3 separate regions of the Homo sapiens genome follow, and regions 1 and 3 are each linked to region 2. A link is a contact called in ENCODE Hi-C data. All regions are on one chromosome and are shown on one strand. The core of a region is the stretch at or near the end of the contact, and the rest is flanking DNA. Distances in the headings are between cores, read along the strand shown. Region 1 overlaps ZBTB16 (zinc finger and BTB domain containing 16). Region 2 holds the start of ZW10 (zw10 kinetochore protein). Region 3 holds the start of DRD2 (dopamine receptor D2).

Region 1 (2,857 bases), core at 272-2,771, 390 kb before region 2:
AACCCTGCACTCTGCTCTCTCCCTGCAGGCCCAGCCTACACTCGCAGGTTACACCACCCACTTCCATAGGTGGCTTCGGCTTCCCCTCACCGAGTCCTTTCAAAATGCTGTTCTGTTACCCTCTGGCACAAAACACTCTCCTACTCTGAATTTCTCCTAGATTTCTTAGCACTTTGCACACATTACCATCTTGTATGATGATTGCATAGTCATACTCATCTCCCACTCTAGACTTAAGCTCCTTGAGGGCAGGGATGTTGTAGCAGTCTTCACTGTTAAGTGCACAGAGCCTGACACACAATTCGTGCTTATTAAACATCCTCTGGCTCCAAAAATGAATGACACTCCCAGAATAGGAGCAGGCCACATGAATACTCAAACCCTAATCGTATGCAGCCGAGTCAAAAATAGGGACAAGCAGTTCTAGGCATGCTCACTTATAAGCCACCAGGACGTTAAGCCAAGCTGTGGGAAATCTACCTAATGGGAAACCTTACACTGGCCCATCTCAGAACCAATTTGAGTCACTGCATGTGTCTGTGGTCTCTGCATGGACACCTCAGAGCTAGGAATCACTTCTCGTGTTACGACAAGGAGTGGCGAAGAGACAGTGGATCAACAGATGCTTCAATGCCAGATCCCCAAAAGGGGTAAGGTAGCAGAGGGTGAGGAGGGAGGTTTCAGAGTCTTCCTGGGACACAGGAAGGGGAAGGGCCACAGTCCTACACCCAAGCTTCACCCTCCATCAGGGCTAGCTTTGCAAAGCCTTGGAGGTCATCTCTCTTCCCACCCCAAGCCTCTTTCCCCAACACGCAAACCCTTCTGACCCCCAAAACCACCTCTGAGAATGCAGGGCCTGGCCAGATCATCTCATTAGTTAATGAGTTTGGTTATTGATAGTTAGTTTAAACTTATTGTGATCATCAGGTATAGCCCATAAACACTTGATTAATTCACACATTCGAATTGAAATTAAAACTTCAATTAAACTGAAATTCACTACTACCATTTAGGCTCTTTTAAAAACCCTTAAAACAGAAAGTAAGGGAGAGAGAAAAAGGGAAGGCACTGTCTCTCAGAAGGGCCTCCTACAGGGCAAACTTCTAATTAAACAAATTGTCAATTTCAACACAATGAAAACTGATTTAGCAGTGTAAATTTAGTATTCTAGTCACTGAAAATAAGACCTGCATTGTCGATCTCCTGCAGGCTGATTTCGCGTGATAGGGAAATGAAGAGGAGAGGAGGACGACAGGGAGAGAAAGGAGGAAAAACTGCGAAGGAAGAACAAGCCGGAGCTCCGTCTGCCTTTCAGAAATGACATCTCTGCGGAATTCAATGCGGCCTATTCTCAAGCATCGGAGAAACTCTTTTCTTGCCTCCTCCTTCACCCCACCCCAACCAGATTAGAAAAAAAAAATTAATGGTGTATGATGACAAACTTGGCTCAGCACTCACTGTACATACTGTACCCACAAGTCTGGCTCGCAGCCAGGCCTGGCCTGGAGCCAGGACTACAATAACAAACACAGGCAATGCTCGCCAAGAGGGGGTGGGGCAGCACACAGAGCTAGCCAGGAAGTGAGAGCCGTTCGGCTCTGCTGAGCAGAAGAAAACAGCAGGAATGTGCCAGTGCAAGGGCAGCAACATTTAGGGGGGCAACCACAACCCCTACCCAGATCCTGGACTCACTTCTCCACAGCCTGCGCCTTTTGAAAAAAAATGCTCGCCTCCCCCCCGCCTCCCCCGCCCAGGGTTCTGGAGCAACTACTGTTCTTCCAGGCTGTGGGCTGCTTGAACCCTTGGTCATCTGTAAAATGGGTCTACTCTACAGACCTGGCACACCCATTCTCACTGTCAGCTTTCTTCATGGAACCTTCAAAATAGAGCAGCAGGAAAACCTCACATCATCTAATTCAATGTCTCTTCTAAAACATCACCTAGTTCTGTTTTCAGGCATCAGAACATGTAAACCACTACTGGAATCTGTAAGAAGACCCAGCGCCACCAGCCCAGCCCTCTGACCCCAACTCCCCAACAAGTCCAGGTCACTCCAGAGGCCCCCAGGGCCTGTTTAACAGTGGCCAAACAATTCAGGAAATGGTCTAGCCTCACTAAGCCCTTTGTGCTATTTTATTTTCAAGACCTCTCAGCACGGAGGTGAGGAGTATGCCGGACAACAGAAAGAAAAAAAAGAATAGAAATATCAGAATATAGGCCGTGAGCTATCTGCAAGGGTGAATTAAAACACTACTATGACTCATCGCACCTGCCTAATCATCAAATCATCCTTTCCAAGGGCATTGGCAAGTGACTAGCAGAGGGACAAATCATTTGACACAATCAGCCTTCAGTGCCCAGTAAGACAGGCATGGAAAGGAAAAACTAGGAAAAGAGGACCCAACTCCCAAAGCCTCTGGAGCAGCCATATGAGATCAGGGGACCTGGAAGCAGCATCTCAGGTGGAACCAAAGTCAGCTTCCCCAGGGAACCGCCAGCTCCGCAGGGCAGTTGCACAGTCACACTCTTGTCTGAACTGGGGACACCGGGCCCACCTGACATGAGTATGCAAGCAACCCTTTCTTTTCTGCAGCCGCTTCCACCAGCCCCACCAATGCTGCTGATGTGTGATTCACAGCAGAGACACTGGCTAACTCACACTGGGTCACACCGCCTGGAAGAGGGATACAATACGAGCCAGGGGCTCCTGGCTGTCCCCTCCAGTGAGTCCTTAGGACATAAACAGTTCCTACCACAGGAGGGACTTGTCCGGAGAGAGGAGTGTCCCTGTTCATCGGCATCCCAGGCTGCATCATTCACTCAACAAATACTTCTTGGCACCAATAATGTGCCAGGC
Region 2 (2,873 bases), core at 226-2,725:
TGCAGTTAGAATTCAAAGTTGACAGGTCTACCAAAAAGAAATTGATTTGGTTTTCCAAGGAAGGGAGTTTCTCAGGATGTTTTGGCTGTTTTCAGTGCTTCCTCTCTCAATCCCAGTTTTGTTTCCTTTGCTCATGGCATGTGAATTGGCCCTTGCTTCACTGGGATAAGCAGATTGTCTCAAAGACACTTAACAATTGTCAGGGATCTTAGAGTCAGTGCCTACTTGGGGTCAACCCTCACAATATATCTTTTTAAAAAACCAAAAACCTTTTAATCAAAACAGTACATCTGGCTCTTGGTATCCACGGATCCAACCAACCACAGATCAAAAATATTCTGGAAAAAACTAATAAAAAATAACAATACAACAACAAAAAATAATGCAAATCAAAATACAATATAACGACTCTATAGCATTTAGATTGATTTGTATTAGGTCTTATAAGTAATCAAGAGATGATTTAAAGTGTATGGGGAGGATGTGTGCTGGTTACTTGTAAACATTACATCATTTTATGTAAGAGACTTGAGCATCCACGGATTTTGCTACTGGGGCAGGGGAGGTTTCTGGAACCAATCCCCCCATACCAAGGGAGGACTGTGTATGTTTACTGCAGAAAAATAGAGAAAGCAAGGGCAGAGAAGAGAATAAATACCATAAATCCACCACCCATAGGATAATTTGATGTCTGTCCTTTACATACATACTTACATACTTTTTGTTTTCTGACCAATGGTTATACACTTAAGTTTTTAAAAAGGAATCATAGTATACATAGAATATTGTGAACATCTTTCTGTATGCAATGCATTAAAATAATGAAACCATTTTTAAAAGCTTTTGACACATTTATATATTTATAATATGACAGAAAGTACTAAGTATCTTGTTCACACAGGACTAATATTATGTATATCTAAGTAATATAAATATGTAATGTAGGTAATGTAAATGTGTAATGTATCACGTAGATGTAATATATGTACATAGATGCAATTATAAGCAACCTTTTATTTATAATGAGGTGACGCCACTTCTTTACACAACTCTAGAGGGCGCCATTCGTAGATTCTGGTGCCACAGCGGCCCAATAAAAGTTGAGGAAAAAAGATCGAGATGGGCTCGTTGGCTCTTTCAGTTAGATAATTTTACAAGTAAGCCTTTTGAAGTTTAGAAAGGTTCAGTTAGACCTGGTTATTAAAAACGTTTAATTTCCTCCAGTGAAAAACGGGCGGGAAGCAACGAACTTTGAAAACAACTAAGGAAGAAAACGCGTCTGCTTACAGTTTGCCAACTACGGGACACCGTGGAAATCCCATCTCGGGATTGGCGCGGTGCCTGCTGGGAGTTGTAGTGCGCCCCTCGCCTTCCGGGCGGCGGTCTGAGGCCCGCGAGACTCCGTTTCCCGGCAGGCCTCGCGTCAAGACGGCCGGCGGGACGGGAGCTGCGGCGCTGGCTACGAGAGTGACCCAGTCAGCGTTGGTTCCCGTCTTGGCCATGGCCTCGTTCGTGACAGAAGTTTTGGCACACTCCGGGAGGCTGGAAAAGGAGGATCTGGGGACCCGGATCAGCCGCCTGACCCGGCGGGTGGAGGAGATCAAGGTGAGAGCGGGGCAGCTGTCTGCTGACTGGAAGGGGACTCCGGGTCCTTGTGTGAAGGGACTGGAGAGAGGAGTCAGGGGCTAAGGGCAGACAGAGTGGGGACCAGCAGAGTGGGGCCTGTTGGGGAGATCTAGTTGTGGGGGCTGAATGAGGAGTGGAGGGGCCCAGAATGTGTGGATTGAGGAGGGATCTTGGAGGGGAGCCCACACAGGGGTTGGGAACTGAGGAGGCGAGGAGACCTGGGACTGTGGGGACGAACAGGCGGTGGCTGGAGAGCACTGGAGAGTGGAGTTATGTTGGGGAGGGGTGTGCCGCGGGAAGAGGGAGACTGAAGAGACCAGCAGAGCGGGAGGAGCAACTGGAAGCTCCGAGGAAGCTAGGGAGCGAGCGCAGGAGAGGAATAGAAAAGACAGGATCCCCCTTCCCCTTCTTCCATCGATGAGTGTTTATTTCCTCCACCCACTCCTTGATTTGTTGATGAATAAAATAGCCTGGAGGATTGCACCTTTCTCCTCCCCGACATTAAAAAAAAAACAAACCCAAACCCTCAGTATGTTTTTATTTTTATGTATCTATCTATCTTTTGAGATGGAGTCTTGCTCTGTCGCCCAGGCTGGAGTGATCTCGGCTCACCGCGACCTCTGCCTCCCGGGTTCAAGCGATTCTCCTGCCTCAGCCTCCCGAGTAGCTGAGATTACAGGCGCGTGCCACCACGCCTGGCTAATTTTTTTTTTTTTTTTTTTGTATTTTTAGTACAGACGGAGTTTCACCATGTTGGCCAGACTGGTCTCGAACTCTTGACCTCAGGTGATCCACCCGCCTCGGCCTCCCAAAGTGCTGGGATTACAGGTGTAAGCCACCGTCTCCGGCCTCTTAATGTGGTTTTAAAACTTCATCTACAAGCACATGAAGCTGTGCTGAGTGTCATTGGTACCTACGTAAACGTTGCTGCCTTGAGATTGATACAAAAACTGGAAGCACGTAGCCACACACAGTTTTGCTTTGTACTGATATTGTTACCTTGCCAGTATTTGTCCACATCTTCAGTTGCTTTCATTTAAAATTTTGTGTATCTGAGTCAAGTAGGGTTTCGAGGGAGCAAGTTTGCCACACACCATAAGGGCACAGGTATAACCCTTCCTAACAGCTCTTGATTTTACAAAAGTAGTTTCCTGAATTTTAAGTAGTCATATCCCTGACATCTCTTCTTTAATATGGCTTTCGGATTTTTCACCACTGTTTAATGTGATGGAAAGAGGACAGGTTTT
Region 3 (2,700 bases), core at 63-2,562, 300 kb after region 2:
CCTCTGGAGAGGGGGACGGTTCAGTGCTGGACTCTGTGGGATTTGCAAGGACACTCCATCTCTCTGGGACTCAGTTCTCCCTTCTGAGGTGAGGCGGAATTGGATGAATGTTAAGGTCCTTTCCAGCCCTCACTTTCTATAATTGTGTGTGTCATTGGAGGAAATGCTGAGATGAAGTTAATCCTTGTGGCCCAGAGAGGCTGGATTCCAGCCATGCAGGGCCGACTCCCTGCTCTGCAGAGTCAGTCCTCTGCCCCTGCTCTTCCCTCTCCCTGGAGTGTTGTGCCACCTTCTCCCCTTGGGAACTGGTGTTGCTCCTTCAATGCCCGGTTCCTGTAAAGTCTCGCTTTTTTGTGCTTCACAGCACCTGTTTAAGCCTCAGTTATTTCCCTGGGGGTCCCCTCTCTGGATTGCCAGGGTGCGGGATCAGGGGCCTGGTTTTCTTTCTGTGTGTGACTTCTGAATCTGACACAGAATCTGGCAAACTGAGGACAGTTGGTAACTAATTGCTGCAGAAGAAAGAAAAGAAAGAGAAAGAAAGAAAAAGAAAGGAAGGAAGAAAGAAAGAAAGAAAGGAAAGAAAGAAAGAGAAAGAAAGAAAGAAAGAAAGAAAGAAAGAAAGAAAGAAAGAAAGAAAGAAAGAAAAGAAAAGAAAAGAAAGAAAAGGAGAGAGGAAGAAAAGGGGAGAAGAACGAGGTTCCTCTGCAGCCCAAATGACAGTGGGCAGGGTAGCAGCGGAACACCCTTCACCACTCTATCTCTTTCTCCCTCTCCCCACTCCCTGCCTCACACACCTCAGTTTGGAGTCAAGGGTGAGCTGGAACCCCTGAGGCCTCCTTTTGCATTTCCATGTCAGGTCAACTCCAAACAGGCTTTTTCCTTTGGATGAGTCCAGCAATAGAACTGACTACATAGATTCCAAGACCTGAAGTCAGAAAACGGATGCGGACCTCTTCCAACACCTCCTCTCCTTGCCTGACTTGCTGGATGGGTGGTGCCTCCCGCAACCCTTGGCTTCTGAGTCCTCAAAGGAGAAGACTGGCGAGCAGACGGTGAGGACCCAGCCTGCAATCACAGCTTATTACTCTGGGTGTGGGTGGGAGCGCAGTGGGCGGTCGAGGGTTGCGTTCCCGCCTCAAAACAAGGGATGGCGGAATCCCCCAACCCCTCCTACCCGTTCAGGCCGGGGATCGCCGAGGAGGTACAGCTCCTTTGGTGGGGGGCGGGGGCGGGGCCTGTCTCAGGGGCGGGGACCGGGGCACCTCCCTCCCGCGCTCCCCGCGCTCGGGCGCCGCAGAGCTGTCCAGCTTCAGTGCCGAACCGGCAGCCTCACGCGCGCACCGCGCCGCCTCCGCCCCGTCCCCGCGCTCCCTCCTGCCCGCCCGCCCCGCGCCCGGCCCCGCCCCGCCCCGCCCCGCCGCGGCCCGTCCACTGCTCCCCGCGGGCCAGAGCCGGCCGAGCTGCTGCCCGCCGGGGCTCTGAACGGCGCGGCGGGGCCGGGAGCCAGGGACCGGCCGAGGAGAGTGGCGGCCCCGGACGGCTGCCGGAGGGGCGGCCGCGCGTGGATGCGGCGGGAGCTGGAAGCCTCAAGCAGCCGGCGCCGTCTCTGCCCCCGGGCGCCCTATGGCTTGAAGGTAAGCACCGGCCGGATGGAGCGGCGGGCGACTCAGTGTCACGGGGAGAGGAGGAGGGACCTCCAAGGGGAGCGAGGCCAGGACCAGAAGTTTGTGCGGCCACTCCTGGCCGCCTGCTCGGGAGCGCCCGCCTGGGATCCGGCTCTGCATGGGCTCCCCGTCGGGCGGGGGCAGAGGGCGTCTGGAGCCCGCGGCTGCTATCCCCTCTCCCTCCTTCTCAGTAGCCTCCTCGCCACTTAGAAGGGAATCCTCTCCCCGAGCACGAGCGGGCGCAGCTGGGGCAGCCTCCCCGCGGGGCGCCCAGGGCAGCACGGCGGAGCCGCGGCATCGGAGGGCGGGAGGGAGGCCGCTCCCCACAATCTCGGGAGGGCACTTCCCCCAGCACCCAAGCGCGAGACCCGGGGCTCGCGGCCAGAGTTTCCGACTTCTTCCGGAGGAAGAAGGGCTGTTTTTGGCAACTCTGTGTTGGTGCGACCTGACCCTTTTCAGTTTCTAAGGCAGAAGCTAAGGATGGGGGAGAGGCAGATTCTGGCTGGATTCTCCCGCTCCCACGGTTGCCGCTGTCCTTGGTCCTGAACTTTCGTTCTCCTTCGCCTTCTCTTGGGTTGACACCTAGTCGGGGAGGGAGGCTTGGGTGCCAGACCCGTTTCTACCCGGCAGTGCAGGCGACGGTGGCGGCAGTAGCGGAGGGTGACCGCCCGGCTCTCGGCCCGGCTCTATGATGGACCGAGAGCCCCTCTAGGGTGGTATGCGGAGACAAGAGACACCTCTAAGCACCAGACAGAGCGCTTCCCTATCCCTGTCTGAGGCGGGCAGCCCTTGAGTGCTTCCTCTTGAAGAGCAGAGGTAAGAGGGTGCGTGTGCGTCTACATAACAGGCTTCACCATGGACACAAGTCACAGCAGTGCAGCTCCGTGGGGACAGGCGCTTGCTCTCAGCCACAAGGAAGCTGTCTGAGCAAGTCACTGTTGCCCCACCTGACACCCCACTACTTTTTTTTCGGTGGCTCTTGAGGTTGGGTGAGGGGGTGAGGGAGTGAGGTGCAAGGCACTTTGTGGATCCCACT

Evidence for each region. A loop is a pair of places that touch in the nucleus more often than their neighbours do. Pooled maps may share reads with other maps.
Region 1: a loop to region 2 is called in a map of mammary epithelial cell, with 6 times the contacts of the local background. The contact joins the enhancer-like site here to the promoter of ZW10 in region 2. A Hi-C loop is called at or near these places in 5 of 168 maps with a recorded cell type or tissue (CD4-positive, alpha-beta memory T cell, CD8-positive, alpha-beta T cell, mammary epithelial cell and 1 more) and 10 of 50 pooled maps.
Region 3: a loop to region 2 is called in a pooled map, with 3 times the contacts of the local background. The contact joins the promoter of DRD2 here to the promoter of ZW10 in region 2. A Hi-C loop is called at or near these places in 3 of 50 pooled maps.

What each region holds. Positions count from the first base shown.
Region 1 is chr11:114,158,820-114,161,676 of GRCh38, reverse strand. All of the region lies in intron 3 of ZBTB16 (zinc finger and BTB domain containing 16), which reads right to left. Among named protein-coding and RNA genes, the nearest start is that of ZBTB16, 100 kb to the right of the region's middle. RefSeq lists enhancers at 1,099-1,598, 1,599-2,100. Within about 2 kb of position 1,521, at least 30 of the 41 ENCODE cell types and tissues checked have a DNase peak (open chromatin) inside an H3K27ac peak, as active enhancers do; they include mammary epithelial cell, where a contact is called at or near this core.
Region 2 is chr11:113,772,294-113,775,166 of GRCh38, reverse strand. It overlaps ZW10 (zw10 kinetochore protein), which reads left to right and starts at 1,475. Exons shown (of 16, transcript NM_004724.4): 1 at 1,475-1,605. The coding sequence starts at 1,501. RefSeq lists enhancers at 1,285-1,344, 1,475-1,744.
Region 3 is chr11:113,474,010-113,476,709 of GRCh38, reverse strand. DRD2 (dopamine receptor D2) reads left to right here and starts at 1,312. Exons shown (of 8, transcript NM_000795.4): 1 at 1,312-1,634. It overlaps LOC105369501 (a long non-coding RNA gene), which reads left to right. Exons shown (of 6, transcript XR_948024.2): 6 at 857-1,181.